2 separate regions of the Mus musculus genome follow, and region 1 is linked to region 2. Evidence: chromatin loops called from intact Hi-C (ENCODE). Cell type or tissue: gastrocnemius. All regions are shown on one strand. Links, peaks and the distances in the headings refer to the core of each region. The heading gives the core; the rest is flanking DNA.

Region 1 (16,632 bases), core at 5,702-13,701, 1.1 Mb before region 2:
ACAATGAAAATGCTTTCCAGTGGTTTCAGGTGAGTGCCCTGAATGGTGTGTGATTGCACATGAGATGCAGCTAGTTCCACAGTCCTAATATGCAGAGCAAAGTTTGGGCTTTTGACACTGTAATTTAGATGATTTAGTGGTCTAACCGGTGCTGGGCTTAGGGAAAAATTGCTTCTCTGAACAAGGAAGGAGGGAATCAGATTAGTGTAAATTTTAATTGACAACTTTAACTGAGCTGGGATTTTTATCCGGACTATTTCTATTTTCATGTTTCCTCATCTTCGCCATGTATGTGTATAGACAGCATCAGGCTAAGGCATACAATTTGGAATGAAGAGGAAAGATACGGAGGTCGGTTTTAGAGACCTGGCTTATTTCTAGATAAGTCAGGTCAACAGCATGTGCATGCAATTAGCCCAGCAGCTTGACTGAGTGAGTCTCTTAAAGGATGCTTCCTATTTTGTTCTCCATTGACAATATATCCATGAAACTGTGATGCTGTTTATGGGGCACAGTAAAAACTCAAGGGTATCTGTCTGGTCCAGATGCATCTCCTTGCCCAGTCGTTCATACTCAGTTCTGCCTGAGTCCTGGGTAAAGAGTCTATAAAATATAGCTATTCATAAGCCGATGAAGGCTGTTAATCTCCACCTCAGAGTTCTTTCAGGTGATGCATGAGCTGGTGGATTCAGCAGGGTTATGAACTCCCTGATGAATAAGGAAGTCTGAGATCAGCATTGACCAATAGGTGAGCCAGGTTGTTTGTCTTTTGGGTGTAGTATGTTTAGCTTATGCTGTTGACCACAGTTCTAAATGGGTGTCTCTGGCTATGTCTTTAAGGGAACGATGTAATCTTCAGGCCATGGACGCATGAAGAAATCCTTCAATTATTCTTGACACTCCTGAGGCCTCAAAGCAAAAGGTGGATTTATTTATTTATTTATTTATTTATTTATTTATTTTTAATCGAGATTTATAAGATACCTGAGAAAGAGTGCACGAACACTGCCTTCATCAGGCTGGGTATTGCTCAAGCTTCAGTTCAGGAAGAAGCAGAGGGCAGCTTTAAAGATGTGACTAATAGCAAGATCATTCGTTCAGGTCAATAGGTATGCCCCAGTGGTTTGTGGGTAGTCATCCTTTCATTTCAAGATTTTAATTTTTTTTTTAGATTTTAAATGTTTTTAATGTGTATTTATATTGCTTTTTCTCCTTCCTTTTCTCACTCCATTGGCCCCCTCCTAGCGGCTGCCCTTTGAACTCCTCCCACAACTTCCATTCTCACATTGATAACCTCTTTCTCTTTCATTACATTTGTTTCTGTGGGAATTCATTTTTAAATATTGGCAGAGCCAGACTTAGAGGAAGGACTAAGGTTGTTTAATTTAGTTGTGTTGCCTTCAGTTCTTTTGAACTCTCTAGGACAGTGGGTCTCAACCTGGGAGTCATGATCCCTTTGTGAGGGGTCACGTATCAGATATCCTGCCTATAAGATTTTACAATTCATAACCATAGCAAAATTATAGATATGAAGTAGCAACAAAATAAGTTTATGGTTGGGGTCATCGTAACATGAGGAACTGTATTAAAGGGTGGCAACACTAGGAAGGTTTAGAACCTCCACTGTGGTAACTAAGACTTGTAAATAATGTAAAGAAGTTGTTCCATGGATGGCCAAAAGTGGAAGAGAGAGAGAGAGAGAGAGAGAGGGAGAGAGAGAGAGAGAGAGAGAGAGAGAGAATTTAAAGTCTTATTAGGAAGGGGGCGATGAGTGGGTGGAGGGAAAATAGACATGGGATTGGCATTACTCACCTCCTACTCCTGTCTCACACGCAAGTAGATGGTTTTGTTCATTATTTCATTTAATCCTTGCTAAGGCCTAAAGGATTTTATTATTGTCATTATTCTAAGTAAGGAAACTCAAGGGAGAGGTTAAGAAAATCACCTTAGGTTACACAAAAAATCCACAGGGAAGACATTTTATTAACTCCAGTGTCTAACTAAAACAATGCTTTAGCTGGTACAGCACACGTAGGTACTGTTTCCATTCTCATTGAATGCTATTGGTCTGTGACTGTTCAGGTCACCTTAACTCTTTCAGGTCATGGCTGATTGAATCATCCTGCTTTGTAGGACGTTGTGAATCCTGAGTAGCGCCTCCTGAAGATGCACTCATTCGTTTAATACACAGTTGTTACCTGTGAGGTGTTGAGCTAAGGACTGGTATTCTATCAGATGATGAGAGGGATGTGATTCTGAGAGGCCAGATCTTCTGGGTTCAGACTCCATCTTAGAGATCCTGACCTGAGGTTGAACTCAAGTTAACAGGCTAGTACCTACCACCATTTTCTAGGCTACCACCCAAAAAGACCTGTGTCTAGCACCAGTTTGCAGGTTGTTCCCCCAACAAATCTGCACCCCCAAGTTACAAGCCCTCCCCTGACACCTCACTTCCTAACAACCACCAATCAGGAGGAAAACAGAAGTTAGGTTTATGGTTTGGCTCCCAGCACCAGCCATGTTAAAGGCCATCATGGGCCCCCAATCAGATGTGCTCAGTCTAGATACCTCCTTCTTGTCTTTATAAACACTTGCCTGAAACTTTATAAATGCTCTACCTTCCTGCTGTGTCAAGCTTGACAGAGGGCCCAAGCTCGAGCTTGAATAAAGAGACCCTAATGCGATTGCTTTGGATTCAGCTTCTTGGTGGTCTTTTGGGGTTCATGAACATTTCCTGGCACAATAGTTCCTGTCTGTGGGAATGTACACTCTGGTTGTGAGTGTTCACTCTTTCCACATTGAAAGAGGCAAGCTGTCACATTCAATGAGTGGGACCAAATGGAACTCAGCTCCAGGAGGCTATAAGGATGATATGTATAGGCCAACTGAATATTGTGGTTATATATGTATGGATATTATTAGGAACTTGGCCTGGCCTGAAAGCATGATGAAGTTCTAGGTGAGTAGGCTATTTCCCCCTTCTATTTCATTTGAAATGTTACTCCCAATTGCTTGCTAGTCCTTTCCTTTCAAGGATTTTTTTTTTTCCTGGATGTCACTGGTACCAAGATTAGCAGAGTGCAGCATCTCCGTATGAGTGATGCCAACCCTGTTTGAAGGTGCAGTGTTTGCCAGGAAGGAAGCAGAATTTTCACCTTTCAGATGCCACCTGGTTTTTGTTTACAGTGCCCTGAAAGACATACAGGGGAGTTTAAAGTGAAGTTCTCGATGGTTGACATATGAAACTATCTATCAAATTATACTATTTTAAAAAATACATAAGCATGCAGAAAAATGTCTAGGAAGAAAAAAAAATACCACACACAGAGGAAGGACCTGGGACCATAGTTCACAGTCAAATGGAATTTTATTGTTGCCATTATGAGATTTTTAGAAAATATATTCACTTGTGATTCTTATATTTAAAAAACAACACAGCAAGCAAATTTAATGAACTGATCTTGTGATGTTCCAGGAGAGAGTGGATTGTTGACCTGAAATAAGACAGAGGATAGCATATCCCAGGAGCTGAGCACAAAAGCTCTTGTTCTAGAGGGCCTGGGCTTGAATTTCTGCTCGCCAGCTGTGTCACCTGGATACATGACCTGGCCTATTTGTGTCATAGCTGTTCGATCCATCAATAGATTAGGACCTATAACCATACATAGATTAGATTAGTGATTGTTTCAATCATTACATGACTTAGGATATGGAAATACTTGATTATTCATACTGAGGCCCCTGTAAATATTACCTAGTATTTTAGGGAAACAGACAAGATTGGAGTAGGCTCACTAGGGAGAAAGGATAGATATTTAAGACAGAAGTGGACATGTGACGACTGATGCTGTCTTGGAGGTATCTCTCAAATCCCATAATCCTTTGATCATCCCTTCACTTGTACAGCCTGAGGTCAGGTGGGGTGACTTGTAAAGACTCTACCAATCCTCTGGCAGGTGTTTAACTTTCTGATCGGGAGCGAAGGGTCACATCCCTTAGCGTCTCCGGTCAATTCTGTGATTAGTGGGTTGTTAACTAGCCACACCACCCACCCTTCGTGCTTACATTTTCTCTTGTAGCTAACACAATGACTATTCATATTACAACAGATATAAAACGGCACTTCTCCTCTTTCCCTTCTTCACCCTGTTCTATTTTCAGTCACAGACAAGTCTACTTCTCTGAAGAATGTTATGGAAAGTCAGACAAGTCAAAGGAAAGTCTTTCTACCTCTCCTGCATTGCTTAGATGAAAACACAAAAGTCGAGGTGGGGTAGAGGTGGGAGGAACGAACACCCTGGCACGCTGCTCAACGCTCTAATTATTTTAATACAGGATGAGAAAATACTCTTTGAGAAGACATACAGCATTGAATCCATTAGTATTTAGGCACTGTCGAGAAAACTCTACATGGTTGTGTTTTGAATAAGCGCATCTACCAAGTTAGTACCTCTCTTGTCTGCCTTGTCTTTGAGTTTCTCAACCATTGTGGAAATTTGGTGTCTTATTTGCTTCAATTCATAAGACCCAGGTAGAATGGGTTCTTAATTTCTATCTAACTCTCCCTTCTCTTCCACCCACTGTCTCATGTCTACATGGTTTTTCATTATGACCCTAAGTGAAGTTTTGATGGCACTGTAGACATTCATCTGTCCAGGCAATTCTTTGAGCTTGTCCTGGAGGTCTTTGTTTAGCTTTTTTTGCCTTGCTGTGGATCGGATCATAAACCTGGCCAATGTCTAGAGTCTGCAAGAAGTGTAACCAATATGTGTGTGTGTGTGTATACACATATATCCTAGCCATGACCCCAGTGCCTTTCTCTGGTCCCCTACCTTAAGCACACATTCTTGTTCCTGTTGCCCTTGTTAAATTCTTTTTTTTTGTACCCAGAGTGTGGATTTATGTGTTTTGGGCTTTTCCTCATATTAGATTTTTTTTCTCATTCATGTATTGGGAATGCCTTCATGTAGCATAATGAAAGTGAAACACGATTCTCAACTGAGAATGTACTCTAATATCTTAGGAAGCTCTAAGGCGTGCTCTTGAAAATGTTCCTTTATTGCAGTGTAATTGGCATACAATGAACTGCATCGATTATGAGAGTCCAATTGTGAGCCCAATTATGAGGCTTTGTCTAGAAGCCCCTTCTTAGGGATGAGCCTGTCTTTCTGTCTTCAACCTGAACCTCTCAGGGGCATTGCCTTAACTCTCTTTAATTACTTGCCTTGTAAAAGTCCATTTCCAGTCCCTCTCAATCAGCCATCTATTTCCATTACTCACCTAAAATTGCTCTTTAAAACTTTCAGCTGCCGAATCCGGTGGGTATTTGTCTAGCCTTTTAAAAATGGAGATTCTTTTTGACATTTACCCCCATTGGCCAATCTGTTATTTATTTATTTATTTATTTATTTATTTATTTATTTGGAAAATTTAAACTTTCTCGGTATCCACTGCAACCACCTTCTGGCACTCTCTTACCACCGACGTGGTTGCTTCTCAGTGCCCATGTTCCGCTGGCTTACACTCTCTTTTGTTTATCCTCCTCGGCTATCTCTGTCTCTATACTGTCCCTACTACGTGAGCACCAGCACCCATTGGTTTAGTAGTATTAAATGCTTGTGAATGAGTTCAGCAAATTATTTCATCTTAAGCCTTCCTGATACTCAGATCCGTAAGCAGGGCTGATAGATGAAAAAAAAAAAAGTTCAATCAGCCAAGCAGATTAGCATAGTCAAGGGCTAAGTACTAACTTCTACAGAGCAGAGACCTCATCCTTTCCTAGACTCAACCCCTGGGGATTTCCCATGTGTTTCAGTGTATAGGCAGGTGGGGGTAGGGGTGGGGTCCTGCTCCCACAAAGTTATATTTCACCTCCACCTAATTAGACAATGACTATGGAAACCTTAACAAGGATACGCTTAGAAAGAGATAAATGCCTAAATGCCGCAAGGAAAGAATAGAATAGAACGGCCTAGAAAGCGATAGGAGGCTACGGGGTAGGGGGTGAGGGGTGGGGCGCTCCTTAGACAACATGGCGGGAGGGAGAAAGCGTCTCAGGGGTGAGGCACTCCAGCGCTTTGCTGGGCGGACACATGAAGCTTCCTTTCTCCCGCAGCTCTGTAGAAAAAGGCTCAACCGATCCCAACCATTCGAAGGAATCCGTTGGATGAGTGGGAGGCCTTGCGTTTATTAGACTCCCTCCAGTGTAGTCGGAACAAGTGTTCGTTTTACTTTCTTCAGTATTTGAGATGAGATAATCTCCTTCCTGACTTAAATTTTGTGCGTGCGTGCGAGAGAAACATCTGAATCGAGAGGGACTTAATGAGAAAAGCTTGGTCCCCTCCTTACCAACTGTAGCACCTTGAAGCCCTGCAAGTTTTCCAACATACAAGGAGGAGATCAAATCCACTTGCCTTGTAAGTGACATCCTGAGTGTTTATGGAGAAACTGGGTTCAGGGTACCGGGTTCTGGAAACCGATTCACGCAAAGATTTTTCTGGAAGGAGAAACAAACAGTAAAAAAGGAAACATCAACAAACGTGTGTCCAGAAGTGATAAACACTGTTCATAAAGAGGGGGTTGGAAAGTAATGGAAGAGATGAAACTTTAGAAAAAGAAGCATCTTCTAGGAGCAGATATTTTTATTTGGGGGTGGGGATTGTTGCAGTTCCCCCATTTATTTATTTATTTATTTATTATCATCATCATCATCATCATGTATAGACTGTTGCAGGCAATGGGTTTCAATATGACATTTCCATCAGAGCATTTAATGCATTTTGATCATATCTGCTTCTATTATTCTTTCTTATCCCCCCTCCATACCCATGTTCCTCTCCCTTTCACTTCCACGATCCATTTCCTTCCCCTGAACTTCATATGTGAGAGAACCCATGTGACTCCTGTCTTTGTGAGACTGGGCTGTTTCCGTTAACATGATACATTCTATCTATTTTTTCATGCAAATGACATGATGTTATTATTTTTCTCAGCTGTAAAAAGTCCCATTGTGTGTGTGTGTGTATCACAATGGCTATCTTTACCCATTAATTTGCAGATAGACAAGGAGGCTCATTCCTCAAGCCCGGCTGTTGTGAAGGGGGTTATGATAAACACGGATGTGCAGGTATCTTTACGGGGAGCTGGCTGATCCCCTTGGACAGAGCCCCGAGTGGTCCAGCTTGATCAGAAAGCCTTTCTATTTTTTAGTTTTCTGAGGAAAGATGATCCTCAGGTGGAGAGAGACATTTTCAGCCATGAGGAGAGTTAGGGAGAGATGGAACCTCGTATCTTCACAGAAGGTGGGGCTGGCCAGTTTGCCTAAAGCATGGCATGAAGGGGTGATCAATGAAGCCATTGCATCAAAGGCAAGGTCTCCTACACCATGGAAAGGAGCCGAAATATGTCCTCCATTCAGAGGGAAGCCAGGAAAAGCTTTGAATCATGGGAGCTTTGAATCATTTAGTGGAAGCAGCGACTGTTCTGTAGAAAACGAAAGCAAGGCTGTGTTTTAATCTGGCATGGTTTCTGATGCATACATGAATCAGACAAATATTTCTCAGGAAAAAGGAGTCATCAACCTATTGTACATATAAATGGATAGCTCTGGCCTTTACACGAGTTGTTTTCTTACTCCCCGAGAACAACACTACCCAGACGTGTAATGGATGTGGCTCATTGTCCCCAAGACCTGGGAACAAAATGTTTTTTCAAGGCAGAGGGCAGCAAGTCTGTTAACCAGAGGTATGGCCTGTTCAGCAAAATGATAATTTCCTGTTCTTGACTTTACTGTTTATATAATTTATACCTTTTTATAATCGAGTCACAAATATGAAATTTAGGCTAGAACACAAAGTTCTGTTGTTCTACAGACTCCGGTGTCAACAGAAAACTATTTTCTCCCGTGTTTTCATTGTTCTCAATAAACCAAAGTCTTAAAATGTCCGAGCTCAGTTCTTGTACTAGATATAAGATGGATAAAGAGTTTATGTGTCATGTGTTTAGTTTTGTTGTAGAAGAGGGAGGCTATGTTTAAGATAAGAGTCTTGCTGCCCTACAAGAGAAAGGATATGAAAACGAACCTGTTCCTAACTTTGTTCTTGATGGAGGAAGAGTACGTAGCAGGGGTTCCTTTGCCTAGACCATTTGGCTTCTTCATCGAAAGTCTCATAACCCTTTCACCCCCTAGGAATTACAATTTTTCATATGTTGTAAGGAAAAAGAACTAAAGAATTGCTACTGCTAAAGAGAATACAGAAATCCTTGGGTCTTGATTTTCACTGTTTTAGGTTTCTGCTTGAAGATGCTTGTTCTTAGAGAATGGATAATGCCAACCAGGGGAATTTCTGCTTGAGATTTTCAAATGTCCCAGCAGGTCACTTGACAGAAGCTTGTAGGAAGCATTTTGGGAGGAGCATGGGCTTTGAAGTCAACCTGGATCTTTGAGTCCTGTCCCCCAGAGTCTTGCTATGTGGCTTTCCACAAGTCACAAAAGTCTTTGTACAGGAAATGAGAAGCCAGCAAAATTGCTGACTGTAAAGCACTTTGAAAATACTGGTCCCCTGTTTTGATGATCATTGTTGTTATTCTGTTGGCCAGTTTCTCCTTCTAAGAGTGAATTTACTTAACAAACTTGTTTGGGTTTCTGGTAGCATCTTTACTTTGGAAGAGCATGTTCTGATGACTTAAGCACACATCTAAAGTTTGGAAGAACGAAGGTCTTATTAGAAGGTTCTGGGACAGGTAGTCCAGGAAGCTTAACTATAGCTTATCTTGAATGAGCATCAATTCAGAGCTAAGGATTGCAGCAGTGTTCGAGGATGAATTCTGTTCTGGGATGGGGGGGGGGGTTGGGGGGGGGAGCAGGGGAGAGTCTTCACAGAAAGAGGTAACTCAGTGGCCTGCACAGAGACAAAACAGACTGAGAAAGACCCTGTCCCAGAAGTAGACCAGCCCCTGTGAGGGGGCAGGCACCAGGCAGAAGGATCTATCAGGAAGTAACCCCAGCAGGTACAGCATGCATCTGGTGAGCATGGCAGTAGCCAGCCAGCATGTCATTTTTCCAGCATAGCTATCAACAGAAAACTGAGAGAAGGAAGGAAGGGCAGGTCCCCACAGGCCTGGTGACAGGCACAGAAGAGAGTGATAATGATAATGCTCTGTAGCCAGGCAGCAGCTAATCCAGACCAGGAGGTCTGAGAAGGAGGGTCTTAGAGAGCTTTCTTACCATTATGCCCTACCTTAATCTCCACCCCCATCATCACCTTCTATACCAAACATGTACAGGCCATATACAAATACACACACACACACACACACACACACACACACACACACACACCCCTCAAACACACACAGCCCATACACAGTTACACACATACACCCCCACCTTTACCCCAAACACATACCCTCACTCCACACACCCACACACAACCCATACACAGATACACACACACTCATTGCCATCACAAACACTTACAATACACACACATACACACTTACCCCAAACACACACAACCCATACACAGATACACACACTCCCCACAAACACACACACACACAAAACATTTAAAGATACACACACATACACACACACACCCTCACCCCAAACTCACACAACTCATATACAAATATACACACATGTAAATAATATAAAGATACACACACTCACCCCAAATATACACAGCCCATACACACACATACCCCAAATACATATAACCCACATACAAATGCACTTGCACATACACACCATCACCCCAAACACACATAGTCCATACATACACACACTCACCCCAAACACATACAACCCATATACAAATGCACACACATATTCACCCAAACACACACACACACACACACACACACACACACACACACACTCTGTTAAAAGTTATAGCTACTTATCCAGCAAAGGCTCTAGAGTTAGAAGGCTCTAGTTTCAGCCCTGTTTCATCACTGAATATCCATGTGGTTTGAGCAAATCTCTCCAACCTTTTCTAGCACAGGGTCGCTGTAAACTCTTCAGCAGAGGGTTACTGTGAGGAGGAAATGCCATCACGTACAGGAGGTGAGACAGACATTCATTCCTGAGCCCGGAATGTACCGTCAGGTAGACTCACTGAGAAGGATGGATGAAAACAAAACCTAGAGTCTAGAGGGAAAATGGTTCCACAAAGAGATGCTCTTTTGGAGGAGGGACAAGCCAAGTCAAAAGCCAGATCCCAGAGGGCAGAGCTCATTAACCAGAAATGTCTTTTGTCTGAAACTCCGGGTTGGTTTTGTAGTGTTGCGCAAGGCTGCGATTCTGGAGAGAGTCAACAGGAGGCACGCTGTGTCTAGAAACACGGGACGTATAGCACTTCACAGCAAGTAGAGGTGTGTGAGCGAGCTGTTCTGGAATGGAGGTAGAGGCAGCAGAGCCACACATTCACAGGCAAGTCTGGAAGCCGGATAGAGGTTGAGTCCCAAGGTCAAAACTGAGAGCTGGAGGTTGGCTTAAAAAATAACCAGGACTCAGCCTGAAATGTTCAGGAGAGTAACACATGTGTAACCCTGGGTTTAGTAACAGATGGGCCAGGGTGAGTGAGAAAGTAACTGAACAATAGTGAGCCTAGCTGGCTGGCCTGGTAGGCAAGTTCCAAAAGAGAAAGGCAGAGTTACCTGAAGGGTGAAGGAAGCCTTCTTTCCAAACAGAAGGGTAACGATTGTGAGGAACATAGAGGTGGAAATGAGAGAAGATGACAATGGTTTGAAGTGGTGGCCTCTGTCTTAGCGCAGAACAAAACAGGTAGGCTGGCTGGTCTTGTGGCAAATTGACACACAGATTAGTGTCATCTGAAAGGAGGGAACCTCACTTGAGAAAATGCCTCCCTAAGATCCTGCTGTAAGGCATTTTCTTAATTAGTGATCAAGGGGGGAGGGTCCAGCCCATGGTGAGTGGTGCCATCTCTGGGCTGGTGGTCCTGAGTTCTATAAGAAAGCAGGCTGAGCAAGCCAGTAAGCAGCATGCCTCCATGGCCTCTCTTGCCTCCTGTTTCCTGCCCTGTCCTGGCTTCCTTTGGGGATGAACAGTGACAGGGAAGGGTTAGCAGAATAAACCCTTTTCTTTTCAACTAGCTTTTTGGTCAGAGAGTTTAGTTGCAGCGATAGAGACCCCAACTAAGCCAACAGTCATCTCAGAGGGGTCAGCAGAGGATGAAGCCAGGGTATTAGTAGAAAATGTCAACTTTCTGATTGTGGAGAATTTGTGAGGGAGCTGGCTAGAGATGAGTCAGCCCACGGTTGTGGCTTGTGCATCTCTGGAATGTACCTACCCAGGCTGGGGCTCGTATGGAAACAGAAAGTCATCCATACAATGGCCAAAAATAGTAAAACCAGCCTCCACCCTCCATCCTAGCTAAGACCAATCGCCTGCGCTGCCATCCACAATTCCTACCTCTGCTTCTCTCTTTCACACCGCTGGGCAGTTTCAGTCCCACCTCACAGTGCCAGCCCAGCTCAGTGAGGCCACCCAGGCAACCCGGAGGCTCGCTACCTGCTCTTGGTTCTCACATACTAGATCTGCAGAATTCGAGTCCTCTTTCTTCTTGAAGTGCTGTTCCTATGTTTTGTGTGATGTGATGGAGTCTTTCTCAATTTGCACACTATTAATAATTAATTAATTATTTTACAAATGCACTTGTTGTTTGTTTTTTTGTTTGTTTATTTATTTATTGAGATAGGATTGGTCTCTCTTGACCATGCTGACCTTGAACTCTCTTTAACCTCCTGGCTCCACCTCCTGAATGCTAGGATTACAAGAGTTCACTACCACATCCAGTCCCAAGTCTCGTGTTCAAAGTCATAAGACCAGGCTTTCCTGAAACCCTACGGGAAGGCCTGTTGCTACTCTGTGATCGGATGTGCCCTCTTCAGAAGGCATATAACAAATAAGGGCAAAATATAGGATGCTTCGCTTGGAGGACAGGGTCTCCTACTCAGAGGTGAGTTCCAGACATATGTCGGAAATGAGATACCTGAAGTAGGTTTCAAGGAAGCCTCTGAGCAAAGGCCCCACATTTGCCTTCTTTCCTGGAGTCTTTTGGTGGATTCTACCTGCTTTTATCTCTTCTACCTAGGTTGATATCCATCATCTCTAATTCCATTGGCTATAAAGTCTCTGTTTTGATAAATATACACACAAGGAACCTCCTAATGGCTGTGGCAGAAGAAACAAGGGACTTGGGTTGGGACTTAATGACCTAGAAATCTTACTGTGGACCTCGGAAGTCCTGTGTAGGGAGTTTGCCAACAGGGTGTCTCAGACACAGCAGGGAAATCAGCGTTATACTCTCTTCAGAGACTCCTGGCTCATCTCTTCAATTCCTCAGTGTGACCCTTGGTTGTAACCCTGGCCAATTTAGCAACATGTCTCCCCACACAATGCCTGAATCAACATCTGAATCTTCATGTTTGAGGCTGGATGGGTCAACATCACATGCCTTACCATTTTGTAAGGCAATGTGAGTCTGTCCCTCCTGGTCTTTTCAAATGACCTGTCTTTCACAAGGATACACTCAGGTATGGTCCAGGGATCATCTGAACCTCTAGAAGCTACAGGTACAAAGCCCTTCATCGTGTGCTTGAGAAGGCCAACCTGGGGGTAATTATTAAGTCCACAGCAATAAGTATCGTGTAGACTGCCTCAGAAATTAACTCAATGCAGAAATTGAGGTCATGTGGCTTTCTGAAGTGCAAGGACAGATGGCATATGGGTTCAATTTTGCCTTCAATTTCTCTTTGAAGTTAATAGGCATGGCAGGTACTTATCTAATCATGCCATTTGGACCAGCGTGTTCTGCACATTCAGGACTTTGTAATGAGATGCAATGTTTATGTTCCAGGCTCTTCCCTACAGACTGCAAAAATACCCTTTGCTCAATCCTGTCTAATCATTACAAGTGTCAACAGTCAAAGCTAATGACAGAAAGTAGGTTTATAGGGCAGTAACCCTGCCTGCTTGGCACAAAAGACCTATTCCCAGAAGGGGAAAAAGAAAAAAGATTTAAACAATTATGTGAACCTTGGTATAGCTAAGGGAGTGGTAGTGGCTTGGGGATTTCAAAATCATAATAATATATAATATATATTATTATTATTATATACATACATACACACACACACACACACACACATATATATATATATATATATATATATATATACATATATATAATCAGATTGAGCCAACATTTAAATGGGCAGTATGGGAAGGCTGGTGCTATTTAGAAGACTGAATAGGTGTTTTGCCTTCTTTTATTTTTTTAAGAGCAAGCTTAGATCCTCCCAAATTTTCCTCTGTGTGTCCATCCATCCAAACACCAAAGAAGTCCCCTTTAAAATTAAGTTCTATATATTCAATATTTACCAAGTACTTTCTGGGTTCCTAGTGTTGACCTGGCTATGGAGAGTCACAGATATCTGGGGACTGAGTGTTAGTTTGTTCTCAATGTGATTATGAATCCCTGTGTTATAGTCTGGTTAGAGCCTGGCTTCCAGACCTTGATACTCAATGCACACCCTCTTAGAATGAGCTGCCTAAGGACTATCTTAAAAACTTGTAAAATATCCAGGTGCGAGAGCCCTAGCCCAGAAATTCCAGTCAGCCGGACTTATAAAAATCATGGGGAAGTTTTGCACTTTTATCTTAGCTACAGTTTTGGATAAAGCTAGCACCCAGGGCTGTTACTGGCGCAGTAACTGGGAACCTCTCCTGAGACGTTAAACACATTCTCAGGCCACAGAAGTGCTGACAGCTTTGGGAAAGACAGCTTTAGTTGTGGTCCTAATGTAATCTCTGCCCCTATTCCAATTGGATTCCTTGGTTTGTTTGTTTGTTTGTTTTTAAGGAATAATAGCTTAATTGATGTGTGTGTTTATATGTGTTTATATGTATTTATATATATATATATGTATTTATATATATATAGGTGTGGGTGGGTGGGTGTGCCTGTGCATGTGCATGTAAATACAGTGCCCTAGGAGGCTGGAAGGGGCATCAAATCCCATAGCACAAAAGCTAAAAGCAGTTGTGAGGCACCGGACATTGCTTTTGGAAGCTGAACTCAGGTTCTGTGTAAGAGCAGTGGGTGCTCTTAGCTACAGAGCCATCTCCCCAGCCCACAACTGTAGTTTTGTAAAACAAAACAAAACAAAACAAAACAAAAAAACAAAAAGCAAACAAGAAACAAACAAACAAACCCCTTCATTTCTACTTTTGTTTCAGCATTTTTTAGATAGTGGGCTTGAGCTGTTGAAGATGGAAAGGGTTGAGCCGTACTATGGGAAGGGTTTCATTTGCCTGCCTCACTGTGTTCTCAAAACAGATACATGAATATCATTCCACCACCACCCCCGTCCCCCCCCCCCCAGCTTGCTCACATGACAGGTGGTGACAAAGTACTCAAGACCTATTAGTGAATAGAATATTTGGAGCCCGTGTCTTTCCAGTCCAGTTTTCTGTTTCTTTCACAGCAATGCAGGACCAACTGGCTCATCACCTCCCTAAGTGTGCGTCATTAATATGGAGCCTGCTGATCACACTTCTCTTTGTAATTTCATATGTTTACACAATGGCAGAGTTTAGGGGTTTGTAGCATTGGCATGCAGCAAAGACCAGAAATCTTTTTTTTTTTTTTTTTTTTTTTTTCCGGAAAGTCGATCTGTGATCTGCCCAAAAAAAAAAAAAAAAAAAAAAAAAAAAAAAAAAAAAAATGGAAGTGATCAAGTTCGAACACGATTCTCAACTTGTTATTTTCTCTTCGCAAACACAAGGCTTGGCATAGACACAACCCTCAACCCATTCCTCTCATTTGTCACATCCAGAAACCTAATCCCTCTGTCTCCCATCCCTCTGCCTCTGGTTGTGCTCAGTCACTCCAGAGTGACCTTGGGGAGGGCATTGTTTACACTTCACTGAACCTGGGACTCTTCTTGCTTGGAGCTCAGGGAAGGGACTAGAAAAACCCGCAGAAGGAGCTCAGCCATTTCAGACTATAAACAAGCAGTCCAATGGGAATAGGGGCAGAGATTACTCTAGGACTGCAATTAAAGGCCTTTCCCAAGGCTGTCAGCACATCTGGCTGAGCAGTGGCCTGAGAATGTTGCTCACATCCCAGGAGAGGCTGCCGGTTACTATGGCAGTAATGTGGCACTGGGTGCCTGCTTTACACAAACCCCAATGTACCTTGCTTTATCAAAACAATGTTTTTCACACATGTACATATGCCTACTAATGTATGAATACATGGTTTCCACAGTCTACACATAGAAACAGTGGGAAGTCTAATGCTAAAGTTTCATTAGAGGTAACAAAATTAACCTTCAAAGGTTAATTTGTCTGAGGGCAAACACTTGGGAAATAAACGAGGACAATTTAGTTAACAAATGTTGTGTCGCTGCAATGGTATCATTTTCCTATTGGTAGCACAAATCTACACTAATTTTTAAATAAAGTTTTTACTGTGATCATTTGGGAGACACAGAAGAAACAGGCATTGTGCTTTCTGCCCTTTCATATTTGAGGAGAAAAGACTATGTGTATATTATTGAATGAGTTAATGAGATATGCATAAAACCACAATGAAGGGCTAGAGCAATGGCTCAGTCTTTCAGACCCCCTATTGCTTCTGCAGAAGACCTGGGTTCAGTTCCCGGCACCCACGTGTGGCTCACAATCACCTGTCACTTCAGCTCCAGACGATTTGACTCTCTCTTCTGACCTCTACAGATACAAGGCACAAATGCGGTGAGCATACATGCACATGCAGGGAAAACAGTCACACACGTAATGTAAAAACAAATAAACCTAAAAACAATGGCGAAGCCCCCAGATGAATGAGATAAACATTGGCTTTAATTCAGAGGAGAGGGTTTTCAAGGTGGATGGAAAAGAGAGGGAGGGAGGGGGTGGGGAGAAAGAAGGAGCAAGAGAGCAAGAGAGAGTGGAGGAGGCAAGCAGCCCCTTTTATGGTGAGTCAGGCACAACTGGTAGTTGCCAGGTAACTGTGGGGCGGAGCCTAGACTAAATGCTATAAATAGCGCGCTCTATGAGCACAGGCTGGAATACTCTGAGGCCTCTTTCTTTCTTTCTTTCTTTCTTTCTTTCTTTCTTTCTTTCTTTCTTTCTTTCTTTCTTTCTTCCTTCCTTCCTTCCTTCCTTCCTTCCTTCCTTCCTTCCTTCCTTTCTTTCTTTCTTTCTTTCTTTCTTTCTTTCTTTCTTTTTCTCATCAAAAGCTTTTTATTTCTTTTTTTTTAATTAGGCATTTTCCTCATTTACATTTCCAATGCCATCCCCAAAGTCCCCCATACCCTCCCCCCACTCCCCTATCCACCCACTCCCACTTTTTGGCCCTGACGTTCCTCTGTACTGGGGCATATAAAGTTTGCAAGTCCAATGGGCCTCTCTTTCCAGTGATGGCCGACTAGGCCATCTTTTGATACATATGCAGCTAGAGTCAAGAGCTCCGGGGTACTGGTTAGTTCATAATGTTGTTCCACCTATAGGGTTGCAGATCCCTTTAGTTCCTTGGGTACTTTCTCTAGCTCCTCCATTGGGGGCCCTGTGATCCCTCCAATAGTTGACTGTGAGCATCC
Region 2 (16,632 bases), core at 5,360-13,359:
ATTTTTGCTGGATCCATTCCCCAGCTCCTTCTAGACCTAGCAGTTGAGAACACTGTCCCAAAGCCAAAATGTGTACCAGCTGCTGTGTCTCTTTGTTCTCATGAACTCTGGATAAAAGTAGCACCCATGGTAGGTGTAGGCTTGTTGCTGAACGACTTAGTCTATGCAACAACAAAAATCACCAATCAAAACCCAAAAAAACAAAACAAAACAAAAAAATCAAAGCATTCTTCCCACTCAGAGTGCAGGACCAATGTCTTTAGGAGACTTAGACACTACCTGGCAAACACTGCCAGACTGACTTACGGACCATAGCACATGCAACACCATTTCAATGATTAACTTTAAATAAACTCTTGGATAAGAACCTGGTTGTAAGCATTAGACCAAGTGTAGGTTACATAAAACTTATACTGTGTTTGTCATTTGCATGCTCAGTTGCTAGAGCTGATTGTATCTGAGAGCAAAAAATCTGGCGTAACTCCTTTGCTCATACATTTTTAATTTATGGATTCAAATGTTTGGAATAACATTCAAAGTCACAGATGCTTATCTGAACTAAACCCAAAATATTTTGAGGTTTCTTATCAGCTATAACCATCAGAGAACTTGCTGGAAAAGAAAAAACCTTTACCCAGAAAACAAACCCAAGATTTATGTGGAATATTTACCTTGAAGAAAAAAATATCTATTTCTGGGTTTACAAACTATAACATATGGATACACAGACCCCGAAATCATTGTGTCTTAATGGAAACTAGATTTAGATTAATGCAAGTCCCCACAGTGAGGAGTTACCAATGAGTTTGGGAAGTTACAAGCTGAAGCACTAAAAACTCAAAACCACACAGTTTGGAAGTAAGAAAGTGGCTACAGTGTGGTACGTGGATGGTTCTTGTGAGACAAGAATGCAGTTCCTCCAGTTGCTTTGAAGTTGATTCTGAATAATTCTAGGGGTCGAAATAGGAGCCTAATGTGCATACAACCTAATTGGAAATAGATATGTCTTTATATCAAGAGATTAAATAAGAGGAAGATAAGGCCATGAAACTAAGCTCATTTTACCAAGAAATTACACCACAGAACAGACCTCAGCAGACACTGAAAATGGAACAGAGCATTCTGGGTCTGTGGGTAGGAACACTTACAAGTTACATTTCTCATAAAATATGGTGATGAGCAATCATGCACTGAGCTTTCCACATGGTCAAATAACTATGCCAATTATTGGTTTCATAGACAGCAAAAAGATATTTAAGTTTTAGATACAGGGTTATCAGTTAATGGTGGTGTGACCAAAGGGGGGGGGGGTGAGACAGGAAACTATATAAAAGAAGACAGAAAGATGAAGGGGGGGGAACAAGTTGCAACAGCTGAACAACGAGAAACTGTGTCTTATCTGACCTCACATTCAACAAATGTTGGAGGGTATTATTTAATTAATACATTACTATTTAATTCATTGTTATTCAGAAGGCTTTATCAAAACTGTTGAGTTAGTGTGTTGAGTTAGTTTATAAATGTCTTACCCTTAGAGATTGCTTTCAATGTGTAATTTTAATTTCCCTTTAGCCTGTTAAAATCAGATGCTTAAGAATCACTGCCCTCCCCCTCCCCCTTGGGTTATTATATTTCATTACAAACTCTTATTGTGTTATAGTGGCTCTCTCGCTTCTTTCTACTTCAATTTCCTTTCTCTATTCTTGATCTGATCCTTCTATCTTCTAACTTAAACATCCTATGTCAATAAAGGTCTTCTGGGACTACCCTAAGTCTCCCGTGTAAAATTATCCATGATGATGCTTTAGCCGTGTACTGCTCCATCACCAGTGAACAATAGTCAACGGGGGCTACAGAAGACTTTAAGACCTGCTACTCTAACACATGTGGCTTAGTAGTCTGCTCACTTGGAATTGAGCCCTCCCAGAAGTATGGCTATTTTCCTATGCACTTCTGTATTTTCATAGTCAAGGGTAGAAATAGACACATATTTCTTACCCTTTCTTTAGGTCTCATGTGCATTCTGTTTAATTGGTATGACTATCACAAGCATTTCACCAGCATATCTAATGGTGGCGTCACCTGAAACCTACCTAGCAACATTAGGTAAAATATCCTTTTTGCATCTTAGTGTTAACACAAGCTGGTTGTTACAAGTGAGCCTCTCTCCATATTCCTACACATGTTCAGTGGACATGGGTATGATGGTCAAGTCCTTCCATGTTTCTAGTCTCCTGTTCCTCCCCTCTTAGCACCTCTTCCAATCAACTCATTTATAATTTCACACGGGCTTCTCATGTATTTCTTCGTTTGTTTTTATATATTAAAACATCCTACATATTATTACATATTTTAGTTTTTATGCAATGTAATTAGTTACATTTAATAATTTTACATATTAAAACATATTTTACATCTTATCTTTCTCTAACTTTTTCTGGGTCTGGCTTGTTTCACTTAACATTATTACCTCCGGCCTTATCCATTTTGCTGCAAAAGGGAGGCGTTCGTCATTCTCTGTGTGTGAATAACGTTCTTTTGTGCACATGCACCATATTTTGTTTACCCCTTCATCTATTGATGGATGCCTGGACTCTTTTCATGACATAAATGTTGTAAGTAGTGGACATAGATATGGACATATATTCACCCACTTTTATATTGACTTAACTTCCTAGATACAAATCTAGGCTTGGAGGAGCTGGATCCTAAGGTGCTTCTACTTTTTATATGGTTCTTTAATGAAACTTTATACCATTTCCTTAGTGGCTTTGTTCATTGATATTGCCCAGCACAGCATATATGACTTCCCTTTGTTCTCAAGTCTCACAGCATTTGTCTGCTCATTTTCTAACAGGGTAAGATGGTAGCACAACTGCAGTTTTGATCTTCATTTTCTTATAGCATTATACATTGATTTTTTTTTTTAGTGGCCATTTGTATTTCTGTCCTTAAGAAGTGCCTACTTGACCATTCACTCATTTTAAAGTTGGATTCCCCTTTGTTAACTTGCTTACATCTTCAAGAACTATACATCTTTGGTTACCTGTAACCTTTGGCTATAGGAGTTCAGATTAAAAAGAAAAAGACAAATGACATTCATCATAGAACTGGAGAAAGAAAAGCAATGATACAATTTATATAAAAATACAAAAGACCAAAAGAGAGGGGGGGAAAAACCCACAGGTAAAGCGGAAAGACATCATAGTTCATACAGTTCATGATTTAGAAGATAGTCCAGAGTCATAGCGACTAAACCAGCTGAGGATTGACATAAAAGCAGATGCAGAGGCCAGTGAAATAGAGGAGCCAGAAAGAAATCCACATATCTACAGCACAGACTCTCCACAAAGAAGCATAAGCTTGAAGGTAAAAGAACAAACTTCACAAAGGATGCTGGGAAAAACGGATGGCCACATGCTGAACACCGGAACTTAGTCACTCTCTTCCACCCCGTACACAATCATCCCCAGCTGATCAAATACTTTAACCTCTGAGATTATTAGAGGAGATGTGGGAGGGTGGGTGGCACATGCACATTTCAGGAGATTGGTACAGACCATGATTTTCCTGGAAAGGGACCCAGCACCGAAAACAGAAGCAAAAATTAACAAATAGGGCATATCAAAACAAAAAGCTCTGCACAGCAAAGAGACAACGGTAGAGGGAAAAGTCAGTGTACTGAACAGGAGAATATACTGATAAGGGCTGGGGTACAGACCGGCCTTAGGGTGCTTACATACCATGCTCAAGGCTGTGGGCTCACTCTTCAGTACAGCACACACAAAGAGTGAAAAATAAAATATTCTTATACCATCTCAAAATCATTGGTCCCAAGAATCACAAGGTAAGTTGAGTGCTTCTTATGTCCTGGTCACTGCATTTCCATTCCAAGTAGACATAATCACTTCCCTTTGTGAGCAGCCTGTGACTCAGAAACCACACAGGTCTGATGGGTGTGCAAAAAAAAAAGAATGCTAGTGTCACTGTACCAAATACTCATAGAGATTATTTTTTATACAGACTTAACTGATGGTTTTCCACGGGTTTAGAATTACCTAGTTTATTTTACTATTTGCCCTCAATAGAAGGATGCTACAAATTAGGGTGAATAGTGGGAGAGTGAAGGGGTGTTGGCAATGATTTCACTCCAGTAGATGTAAATGAGGGCCACTCTGGGAAATCTGGGATGTGCATGCACCTGCTCTGTAGAATGTAAATCTGGTCCCTGACTTGGCTGTATTCCTTTGTTCCCTTAATATAGGCCTTGAGTTATAATTCTAGTTGGTAGTCTGCAGCATTCTAGGGGTCCTGAATTGGTGGTGGTTCAATTCCCTTTCTTCTTAAGAATCTAGACAATTCATAATTCGTATTTCCTGGTAAGTTTCTTGCTCTTGATTTCTGACTCTACTCATGCACACAGATACACACACACACACACACACACACACACACACACACACACACACACATACACTCGGAGAGAGACAGAGAGATACAGAAACAGAGAGACAGAGACAAAGAGAGACAGACAGACACAGACACACACACAAACACAAACATACTTCTTGTTGTGTTTCCAGGTGTACTGGATTACTAGCCATAAATTTTATAATTACAATCTTTTTAATGTAGTTTATAAAATTAAATAATTACACAACTCTGCTATTTGTGGAATGAGCAGGCTTTGGGTCTTCGTGACAGAGCTTGTAGACTCTTACACACATGCTTGACACTGTTTATGGTGGCAAGTACATTCTTATCTATGCCCATTTCTCTCTGGCTTCTATAGTTAGCAAAATTCAGAATCTTCATGCAAGAGCTAATCTCCAAATCTACTTCCAAGTCTACATTCTTTCCAGAGCTGGAGGTTGTTTCCAGAATGAACAAGAACTATGGATGATCGAGGTAATCTGACAAGAGGGGAATTTTATAACAAAACTACCCAGGACAGTATTTCGAGTGTCAATTTTGTTTTGGCCAAGGAGACAGAGCCTTGCTGATCTGTGCCAAATCTCTCAAAGTGAAGTTTACAAACTCTTTAAAATGTTTATGAAATGAAGCTTGAGCAATGACAAAGCCCAGACTGTTATGAAGAATCGCACAATATGAGGACGACTTACGCTGTTCATGCTAAGTGGTAAATACTTGCCTTAACTCCGACATAGGCTGTGCTGCAGATCAAGTACCATAATGCAGAGTGTGGATGGAAAACATTAAGCATTTCTGTTTGTATCACATAAAGCTCAGATATGCAAGACATTATTTATTTTATTTTATTTTTTTAAACAAACCTACTTTTAACACCATGACGCATTTCCAGACAATTCTCACGGTTTTCTCTAGCCTTCCCAAAATAGCCCTGTAGATTGAGATTCTTAAATCTTTCTGAAAACAGGAAAAAGGTTGTCATCTTCCAGATGACGTGGTCACATCTGATTTTCCTCGACGTCTAAGAGCTCCCGTGAGGTCTGGAAGCTTCCATGTGTTTGTGTAGTCTCGTGGGATGGGAAACCTTTGTAGGGCTAAGAACCTGGTAATGGTCACGTGGGCCTGCACCCAGTTTTCACCGCTCTGGCCCCTATAAAATCCACTGGTGAACTCTGAAGTCTTCCGGACACACCTGTATTCATTCAAGGGACATGGGTTCTGGTTTTGTTTCTTTGGAATTCACAGCCAATGAGATTCTAGGGCAGCCGTTCTCAACCTTTCTAAATGCTGTGGCCCTTTAACATAGTTCCTCGGGTTTCAGTGATTCCTCCACCCCCAACTATAAAATTATTTTTGTTGTTACTTCATAACCATGTTTTTGCTACTGTTATGAATCATAATGTAAATATCTGTGTTTTCTGATGGTCTTAGGGGAGCCCTGTGAAAGGGTCATTCCACCCTCAAATGGGTTACAGCTCTTTGAGAACCTCTGCTCTAGGGGAAGAATATACACCTTGACTTTTGTGAGTCCATCTGTGTTTCCCCTTAATTATTGTTAGAGGTCTGGAAACCAACCGCAGAAATGCATGCCCCTATGTAATTTTCACCATGCAATAAGTAGAAAATGAAGTCTATTCCCTTCAGTACTGTTGTGAGCTTTATGAAGTTTGCTTAATCATGTTGGCCTAACAGCAGCGAGGAGCAGCTAGAGGAATTGATCATTCAGCACGTAGGTATAATTATAGAGAGCCCAGGGGATTTAATAGAAATAGCACAGCAAAGATTAAGGAATTCTCTTACTCTTCCATCTTCCTGTCTGGGGGAATGAACATGACAGACAGTCTGCTACTTCCTGCAGTGGAAAGAGTGAATGTTGAAGGAAAACAGGATGGAAATGGAAGGGAAGCAGAGAGGAAATGGAAGGGAAGCAGAGAGGAAATGGAAGGGAAGCAGGAAGGAAATGGAAGGGAAGCAGGAAGGAAATGGAAGAAATCTTTAAACACTCATTTAATGGATGTGACTAGGAATGAGATTAGGAATGACTTCATCGGAGTGAACGCCATGTATAGAAAAAGTAAGTTTGCTTTCTTGTAAAGAACATGTGTGACTCTAAGCAGATGATGAAGGTGGCTATAGAGGTGGAGCAGTGTGGGCAACAACTGCTTGCATTTTCTCATCTCTCTGTCTCTGTCTCTGTCTCTCTCTTTAATTTTATTTTTTTACTTATTCACTTTACGTCTAGCTCACAGCCTCCATCCCAGTCACCCCCTTCCGCAACCCTTCCCCCACTCTCCCTCCCCCCCCCCCCCCGTTCTCATCTGAGCTGGTAGGGGCCCCTCTGAGAACACACCCCACCCTGGGACATCAAGTCTCCTCCATGCTAGGCACTTCTCTTCCCACTGAGGCAAGACGAGGAGGCAGCCCAACTAGAAGAACATATCCCACCTACAGGCATCAGCTTTTGGGGCAGTCACGTCAATCCCTCCATTCCAGTTATTTGGGACTCACATGAAGGCCAAGCTGCATATCTGCTACATATGTACGGGAAGGCCTAGGTCCAGCCTGTGTATGTTCTTTGGTTGGTAGTTCAGATTCTGAGAGCCCCAAAGGTTAGTTGACTCTGTTGGTCTTCCTATGGGGTCCTTATCCCCTTCTGGCCTGCAATCCTTCCTCCTATTCTCCCGTAGGAGTTCCCAAGCTCCATGTACTGTTTGGCTGTGGGTGTCTGAAACTGTCTCAATCAGCTGCTGGTTGGAGCCTCTCAGAGGACAAGATGCTCCTGTCTGAAGCATAACAGAGCATCTTTAGTAAAATTAGGGATTGGTGCTTGCCAATGGGATGGGTCTGGCATGGGGGGCAGCTGCAAGGCCTGGGTTTGAGCAAGTAAGGAACTCAGCCAATGCATGGAATAAGGCAGTATACATACGGTGGCCCAACACTCTTCCACTGACACCACCTCATGCTATTTCTATTAAGTCTCTTGGGCTCTCTACGACAATTATACCTACTGGCTAAATGATCAGTTTCTCTAGCTGCTGTTAGGCCAACATGATTGAGCAAACTTCATAAAACTCATGACAGTCCTTAAGGGAATAGACCTTGTTTTTGGAGCTGTCGAATGCTGAATACGTGCAGGCAGGCATACACACAGTCTTCTGGGAATGTAGCTGTTTGGAAATATAGTTAATCAGTAGGTTTTATTCTTTGCCTTTTAGTTCCTTATATGCTGTGTACAACGCATTATAATTGAGTGTCATAGAAAAAGAAAGGCACAGGACGCTTCCAGTTTTGTATGTTTGCTAGATGAATATGAACAGGGGAAAAAAGTCCATTACTGGCTCCAATATGTACTTTGGAACAATACTTCACAAATAAATATGTTATGCTTTTTCTCAAACAGAAAATGTTTGGGCATTGTTAGTTTATCATGCCCAATTAGACTATAAACGTTTGTTCCTCTTTTACTCAGAAGCGGGGTTATTTTAGATGCCACACCCACACCAGGAGTAAAGGTTTCTTAAGTTTTGCTTATGTGTCCTGTACCGTGAAATCTACGCTCAAGAGGAAAACAGTGTGTTGAACTGACACTTTCCTCTGTGGTTAATATGTAAGCCACGTATTATCTGAATTGTTTTGCCAAAACACGTCTGGCTGGGTACATTACACAGGTCACTCGCATATACATATTGGAGACAATAAGGTATCCGTAACAGCGTTGTGTGCTCACTCTTTTCATCTAATTTAAAATCGCGACGTGGTTTAGGAAAAGCTCTCTTAAGTCACAATACCAAGTTATTGCAGCAACATTTGTCCTCCGTGGCACTAAATTCCCTGTATAGTAAATTGTGTTTTCGGTTGCTTTGTCCCATAGTGTTGATCATAAGCCGTACTTAAGGATTTCAAACGGCGACAGCGCCCCCTCACCCCCCCCCCCCAAACCCCTTTTTAGTCCTAAGCTAGAAGTACCTATCAAATCCTATTTCTTTCCTTAAAGACACACAGGAAAGCGCCGCGGAAGAGATTCGTCGACTGTGCAACAGCGACCCCTGGCGGCCCGATGCTCGCAAGGCCTTGAGCACCCAGAGCTGTCTCTAATCAAGTCCCTCTTTGTTTTCCATATCTGGAGAGCGACCCGGAACTGTCTTTGAGAGTGTGGGCTGTGTTTGATACCCACAATCTAAAGCTCAAAGTTTCAGGATCTTCACTACTCACGGCGTACAACTCATGGGTCTTTGTTTTCTTTTTGTGACATTTAATGAAATGAGTTTTGTAGTTGGGTTTTGTCCCTTTCTCCTTGCCAGCGAATCACAACAACAAACTTGCACATTAGTAAAAAGCCTTTGATGGCTTTTGTCTGTTTGGGAGGAGAAAATGCCTGAAAAGTAAGTAAAGGTCTCAGGGAGGTGGGGGGAAGGAAAACGAGTATTGCTTGTAGCACGAACACCCATATGATTCATCGGTAGAAGCTGAGCTCTGGCTCCATTTCTTTTGTAGATTTCCCGGCTCCCCTCACCCCACCCCCCGCTTTGTTCCGCTTCAAACCTTTCAGAGGGCTGAAATGCATTATTACCTTGTTAAATCTCTACCCAAATCATTTCTACAGCCCGAAGCTGTTTTGACGTGGGTTGAGCATCTCTCTCTCACACACATACACACAAAAGAATTGCTTTTGTTCCCAGACGCTCTCATTGGCTGAACGGCCTCCCTTTCGGGCCAATCAGAATCTAGTTGTCAGGCTTGGCAGGCTATTTTTAACCCAACACACAAAACCACTGGGTCTTGGAGGCAGTCCGCGGCAGAATGAAAGTCCCCATAGTAAAAGGCAGCAGCTGAATGTATTTTGGATGTCACGGCGTGTTTGACATTTTCTCTTTAATTCCATATACACTGTTACATTAGCATGTGCTTTTTCGTAAACAACTAACTCAGAAATGGACCTGCGTTTTCACAAGCTCTGTATTACCCTTTTAGGAAGAGAAAGCCTAAAATATATTGTATTCAGACTTGATCCAAAAACATTTCATAGTGTGTGGACGTATTAAACACACACACACACACACACACACACACACACACACACACACAGTTTCAATACGAGTGTGAAGGTGCTTTTAACAAGGGATTTTTGTAGATTTTCATTTTGGGTTGACAAAATTTTCATCAGTGACTGAATGAGAGTTACAATAATATCCATCTTTCTCCCTTACCGCATTCAATATGTATATAATTACTGCAACATGTATACACTTTATGTGTGGCATCTAAAATTATAAATACTCAGTGTGGGGTATTTTTGTGGGGGTATTTAGATAAAGCATGGTTTGCAGCATATTCAACCGATTGTTCAGTGGGGGACTTTTTTTTTTTAACCTCCCTAAATACACTTTAAGTGACAAGGCATCAAAACACATAGTTTGTAAATTATCTAACATATCCAGGAAACGAAAAGTTGCCAGATGTGAAAATACCAGGTTGTAAAGTTTGATTCACCCCCCAACCCCCGAGCCTTCCGTTTAATAGGCCAAAAAGCAGAAAAAGCTAAGTTGATCTCAAAATATATATCACAAAGCAATTTATTGGCAGAAAAATGAAACTATTTCCTGCAAAGGAAAGGGGGGGTTGTGGAGGCCTAAATAAGAAAGATGTTAAGAATCTCCCCTGGTTCTTACAAGAGATTTTTAAATTGTAGATTTGCCTAGTATTTATTTATCCAAGCTTGGCGATATGACTTTATTTGTTGTTCTTTGTTCATCTCCTGAAAAAGGCCTGTTATTTTTTGTTGCAAACCACGAAAGTGTCATTTAAACATGGTGTCAGGCAAGTGCAGAAATCCCGCAAAGGCTCCTGGGAGACATGGCTAGGATCCTATTCAAAGATGCAGGCGTTCTTCAGGAGAGAGGCTTCCATAACAAAAGTAGCCAAGGATAAGGAAAAGTTTACACAAAAGTTCTAGCAGAACTGTGGAGAACAGTCAAGATGTAGGGAAGGTGTGTACCTTGCCTTAGCAGATTTCACTGTTGGGGAGAAATGTCCCCTGCTTTTCTGATGGTGAATTTGAACGACTGTAACAATGCACCTGGAAAAGAGGCCACTCTTTCCAACAACTGTGTGAGGCACACTAGGTCAGCTTTCTAAAACCTCTATAATAGCTCCCAGGAACTTTGCTAGGTTTAGATAGGCAACCAGCTGCTAACAATTTAGTTTAATATTCATTCTTATTAGAGTCAAAGAATCTGAAAAAAACTGAGACCAGGCAAGATTCTTTTCTCTTGGCAGTGGCATATAGCACATTGAACTCCAGTAAAAATTAATCCATGACACTTTTTTGATGCTAGGCCCTCATTCTTTGGGCCGGGTCATTTTGCTCTTGACTTAATCATCTGGGAAGTGCCTTGATTTGGGTTGTTTGTTTGTTTGTTTGTGGTTTGGTTTGATTATATGCTTGTCTGGTTTAAAAGTAAATATACAACGATCATATCAATTTTTTTAAATGTGTCTTCACCTCGCAGTCTCTGGGTTTATATATAAACTCCCTAAAGGCAAAAACTATTAGAATAAAATAGGTATATTATTATTTTTTAAAGAAAATAACATTTAACCCCTCCACCCAGCATTTGTTAAGTTTTATCCAACCCTGGTGTACATTTTCTTGTCCATGGAAGTTCTCCTGGGAGAAGAAACATATGCAGGTCCCTTGCCTGAGCCTCTATGAGAATGGTAAGCAGAAAAGGACTGGATGCTGCCAGGTTCCAAACTAACCAGGTAAGAAATGGAGTTATTGTTGTCTGCAAAATGTAGATCCCTAGGCCTCCAAGATATCTTGTGATCACCTGCTGACTAAACTGTGATCATGTTAACCGAGAGATGGGTGCAGTCCCTGAACTGAAGCCCTCATGCCAATGTGTTTGTAGAACCGATAGAGTAGACCAAACCCTAGTTCTATCATGACAAAATGGGTTCTTGCTGAGGAGTGACAGTTTTCTGTGTGTTGGGTAAAATGGTGGAGAAGGATGTCTGTCAATGACAGCTGGTGTCTTCAGCTTGCTTCTCACTTCCCAGGAGTCTTGCTTCAAGCTCCCCACCTCGCCCCACCCCACCCCCGTCCATGTTCCCTTCTGGGAATGTTTCTCAGGTTCCTCCTGAGCTGCATCCCCTTTGTCACTCCTCACCCATCTCCCCAACTTGCAGTTAAGAGTAAATCCATGGGATCCTTCTCTTTCTCTTTTTATTTATTTATTTTTTTAAATTTATTTATTATATGTAAGTACATTGTAGCTGTCTTCAGACACTCCAGAAGAGGGAGTCAGATCTCATTATGGATGGTTGTGAGCCACCATGTGGTTGCTGGGATTTGAACTCTGAACCTTGGGAAGAGCAGTCGGGCGCTTGTCGCGCCCGCTCTCGACCAGCAAGAACGACGCGACCACCAGTCCTTCTAACAGCAGTTTATTCAGTCCTGATTCTTACCCGAACCCTGGGCCTCTCACTCCTTTTATACTTTCTCTCATCCACGCACCGCAGGCCACGCCCCCTCGCCAGTCACGAGGCTTCAGCTAATCAGGGCAGCAGGGGCAAATCTCCACCAAATTGGATTTACCTGTATCCTGGTACACCTGCGCAGCACTCAAGATGTTTGTGTCTTATATGAGGAAGTTAGGTGCAAGTCATATGACTTAGCTGCAGTCCCTGGCACCTTTGGGACTGCCGCCACACCCGCTCCCCACAGGTGCTCTTACCCACTGAGCCATCTCACTGACAGCAGTTTTTCTAAACAGTGTGTGTGTGTGTGTGTGTGTGTGTGTACGCAAGATCACTTCTGAACATTCCATACAACACATTCACTATTTCCTTGACTGTCATTTCTTCAATTTGATTAATTCAATGCCCTCCAGAAGGATTCTCTGTGTGAATTATGTTGGCTTTGTTGAGCCCAGTGTGCAGAGAAACAATCTGTGTCAATAGTGCTTTCGGCTGAACAGTGTCTGACTGTATAACTGCCCATCACTTGTTCTTTGAACTGTTTATATCCTGTGAATAGTTCACAAGTTGGACAGGTCGTTTTTCTTAGGTAAATTTGAAAACATATGAAGAATTTGAACCAATCCAATGTTAGCAATGGGCAAAGGAAAGTACCTTTACAAAAACAAGGACCTCATAGGATATCAGAGTCTTGAATGGGATAAGAACATTAGACATTAAATTACAGAAAGTTTAATAGAAAATTTTAGTGTGGGGGTAATTAATTATGCAAAGATGATTGACATTCTAAACTTCAGTGTGTAGGCTGTAATGAAACCTGGAAACAACAAGAATTTCAAAACAAACTAAATGGAATTTTCATCCAGAGGGAGGTAAGCAATCTGGAGAAATGCACTTTTTATTGTGACCCACCATTCAATGTGGCCATTCAATGTGAGGTAGAAGCCATTACAATATTTACAATTAAGAAATAAAGATAAACAGAGAACATGGCTGATTTGGAAACAAGGGAAATATGGTAAATTAAAAGTAAAAATAGAGAATATAGCTGACATTTATGCTGCCTTGATCTTTATTTCTGATTTTTATAAATAGGTCCAACAATATTGTGTATTGCATAGAAACTCTAAAATACATTTCTTAAATAGGAAAATAATTTCGTTTACATTGTATTGTCAGGATAACGTTCAGTCATAATGGCCTCATAATAAAAGGAAAAACATTTTTAAATTAAAAAAAAAATGGCCGGGCATGGTGGCACACATCTTTAATCCCAGCACTCGGGAGGCAGATGCAGGTGGATTTCTGAGTTCGAGGCCAGCCTGGTCTACAAAGTGAGTTCCAGGACAGCCAGGACTATACAGAGAAACCCTGTCTCAAAAAAAAAAGGAAAAAATTCATTATATGTCTTGATGTATATGTATGTATGTATGTATATATGTGTGTGTGTGTGTATGTGTGTGTGTGTGTGTGTGTGTGTGTGTGTGTGTGTATGTGTGTATGTGTTCGTGGGAAGGTCAGAGGACTACTTGTGGAGTCAGTTTTCTCTCACTACCATGCTGGATCAAACTCAGGTCATCAGGTTTGGCAGCAAGGGCCTTTACCACTGAGTTGTCTTATTGGCTCCTAAAAGAATAAAATGATTCTTTTGGTTTTGATAAAACACCATAAGTTATAATTTTCACTTTTACACCAAGGGACAACATTCGATGAATATGAATTCATTGCATCGGTAAGAAAACTAAGGAATAACAGTTGGGAAAAATAACATGTTTGATAGGCATGTGATTTTAGTAAGTTGTTCAAATTTGTGAAAACTTGAAAAGCATCCTTTTCCACTAACATCTCAAAACATTAATCATGTCCTAATTATTACAGAGTTAGGTGTGTAATAATTCAAAATTAGGAGGGGATGGATATCAGTTATACAATCATGAGTTTTTCATGCACAAAAAAATAGAGAACCCTTAATTAACAGGTCCAAATAAGTGATCAGAAACCAACATCATAAAGTCATCTTGCTACTAGATCATAACCTAGGGAATGCCCAAGGGCTCTTCGTGATAGCTGACCCTTCCATATCAACTTTCTTCTTTCATGCATTTTGAAAACCTCTGTCATTTCTAAGTGATGGGTGATTTATTGGTTGCTACTGACAGAACTACCTAAAAATGCTTGGAAGCCCCCATGTTAAACAAAAAAAATATGAAAAGAAGGCTATGAAAACTCTCTTAGCATGTTTTTGTGGTGATGGAGTAGTCTTCCTGTGGGGTCCTTAAAAGTACAACTATAGTGTGCCTTCCTATGACTCAGGTTTGGTTGAAAGGGCTTTGTAAACTAGTGTGTGTTCTACTCAGATATGGGTACTGAAAGCCATCAAAAACTCAAGCTTCCCTCCTTCTTGACTTACTTAATGTCAATCCTATTCTTTACTTGATTACAATCACAAATATGTATTGATCATTTGACAGGGCTCATTAGACTGTGGCCACAGCTTGCATAACTACTAAGTAAGTATTGGTTCTTCTGCAGTAACACTTAAAAAAAAAAGACATCTGTACATATGTGTCTAAAATCTCACAGCTGTGAAACCTGAGAATTGATGAACATGAGAAGTGAGGCCAATGCGGGTAAAGAAATTTTGATGCTTGGTGGAATACTCCATACTCAGCATACCTAAGTAGTGAAATAGAAAAATTAATAATGGATATTATCACAAATATTGCAAAATGAAGTATTTTGTTGTCAGCTATTGAAGAGTATTAATCTTTTCAAACTAAACACCATCATTAACCTCTGGGACCAAATGTCCATAAAACTCAACCACAACTTTCTTGAGTTGTGGCAAGTTTTGCTATAAACATAGTCATTGGTATCAAAATAGGGGACCAATTAAAAACTGGACCTAAAGGCATCTTCTGAGAGAAAACAATACATTGTGTAGGCATTCTGCCTGATAACAATGATGTATGCATGAGTCTTCATATTGCAGTCTGGCCTGCACATGGTTAGGACTGGTTTTACAGATTTAGGAACAAGGGGTTGGGAGGAGAGATCAAATACCTTCATCCTAACAGATTGTAAACACTCCTCGCTTCACCTCTTAGTTTTCCTAATTCAATATAACTTCCTAGAAGTGTCAGGGTATGTTCACACCTTGCAGTTCAGTCATGAGTTAAGACCTGGTCATCTTCCAGTATATTCAATAATAGCACAAGGCCAATACCAGGCACCCAACCTGGAGACCAAGAGCAGACCGTTACTCAGACAAGCTATCGATGACATGTAGATGGAATGTTTCTCTGTACTTGTAGGAGAAAGGAAGAGCTGGACCTGGCTGAGGTCTCTGATACTAACTCACTTGTACAGTAAGGAAAATCAGAGGTCACACAGACCTTATGAGAATCTTACCAAGGCACTTGGCTCAGGTAGACAGTACATCTATTCCCACAAGAGAGGAGGGTATGTAGGTCCTTCTACATAAACCTCCATAGTTTGTGAAAATGAAACTAGATCCTAATACAAGGGCCAGGTAATTCAAACCCTGTGAGCGGCTACTACAATTGGAGTGCCGATGGGCCTGTCTATAACAGGTCACTTGAGAGATGGATGCTGCTGCTGCTGCTGATTATCCTGACAGATGCATGAACAAGGACTGTCCTTGTTGACCTAGTGGCTGAGTGCAGCACTCTAGCAACGGAGTATGAAGGTAACATGGCCCATTATCGTCACCTTGTTGTTGACATCTTGGCTAAATTTGATTTCTACACAATGATAACTGGAGTTAAATAGGACATGAACTTGACAGCTTGGGTTTGCCTTCATAGTGAAGGACAAATTTCACTGTGCGAGCAAAACCATCAGGAGAGTTCTTGTCCTTAGTTATATGGTCTTATACGCGTTCGCGCGCCCGGCCAGGAAAGAACACAACAAACCAAAATCTTCTGCGGCAAAACTTTATTGCTTACATCTTCAGGAGCCAGGAGCGCAAACCCCCAGCCCCAAAAGCGAAAGCCACCCCAATTACATCTTTAGGAGCCAGAGCTCCGGCGCGCCAAAGCGCAGAGCGCGCTCTATTGTTTACATCTTTAGGAGCAAGCGAGCAGGCGCCAGAGCCAGAGAGAATGGCGGAAACCCCGTCCCCTTTAAGGAGGAGTTATCCTTCGCTTAGGACGCATCACTCCCTGATTGGCTGCAGCCCATGGCCGAGCTGACGTTCACGGGAAAGGCAGAGTACAAGTAGTGGTAAAATACCCTTGGCACATGCGCAGATTATTTGTTTACCACTTAGAACACAGGATGTCAGCGCCATCTTGTGACGGCGAATGTGGGGGCGGCTCCCAACATCTCCCCCTTTTCTTTTAATAAGAGCAAATAGGCCACCCATATTAATGAGAGTGGAGATAGAGGTCAAATCCCCAGTGTGTAGGTAAAGGAGCCGTACACATAACCTCCTCCCAGGCTCATCACCCAGAGGGGTCCTGGTCTGGTCCCGTGTTGTTTTTCCTGGGGGAAGGACACTTGAACACTCAACCTTCTTGAAAGATGACATGTCTCCCTAGAATAGGCTCATTTTATGCCGCAGAGCCCTTCTATTGCAGTGCTTAGCCGTGCAACTCTCTCGGGCTGCTGAAGCACACTCACTCTATCCCGTGCAATGAGACTAGCCTCGTGGGATATAAGAGCTGAGTGGCCAGCGACCTATTGCCTAAGCATAGATAT

What was found. Peaks named below come from ENCODE experiments on the same cell type or tissue, not always from the same donor. Only the 100,000 strongest peaks of a DNase experiment are listed, where the experiment ranks them.
Region 1: it touches region 2 in a loop (4-fold over the local background); 3 of 42 quality-filtered maps call a loop at or near these places.

The regions. Positions count from the first base shown.
Region 1 is chr10:96,220,195-96,236,826 of GRCm38, forward strand. It overlaps 4930459C07Rik (RIKEN cDNA 4930459C07 gene), which reads left to right and starts at 6,013. Exons shown (of 3, transcript NR_110448.1): 1 at 6,013-6,416. Gm40747 (a long non-coding RNA gene) reads right to left here. Exons shown (of 3, transcript XR_001779846.2): 3 at 6,138-6,496. In gastrocnemius, for the core only: a CTCF peak has its summit at 10,319; no DNase peak of the experiment used is centred there; H3K4me3 peaks cover 298 bases.
Region 2 is chr10:97,304,667-97,321,298 of GRCm38, forward strand. No RefSeq gene overlaps it. Among named protein-coding and RNA genes, the nearest start is that of Gm34044, 77 kb to the left of the region's middle. In gastrocnemius, for the core only: a CTCF peak has its summit at 8,499 (motif pointing left); DNase peaks (open chromatin) are centred at 8,477, 9,143 and 9,466; H3K4me3 peaks cover 1,586 bases; H3K27ac peaks cover 1,958 bases.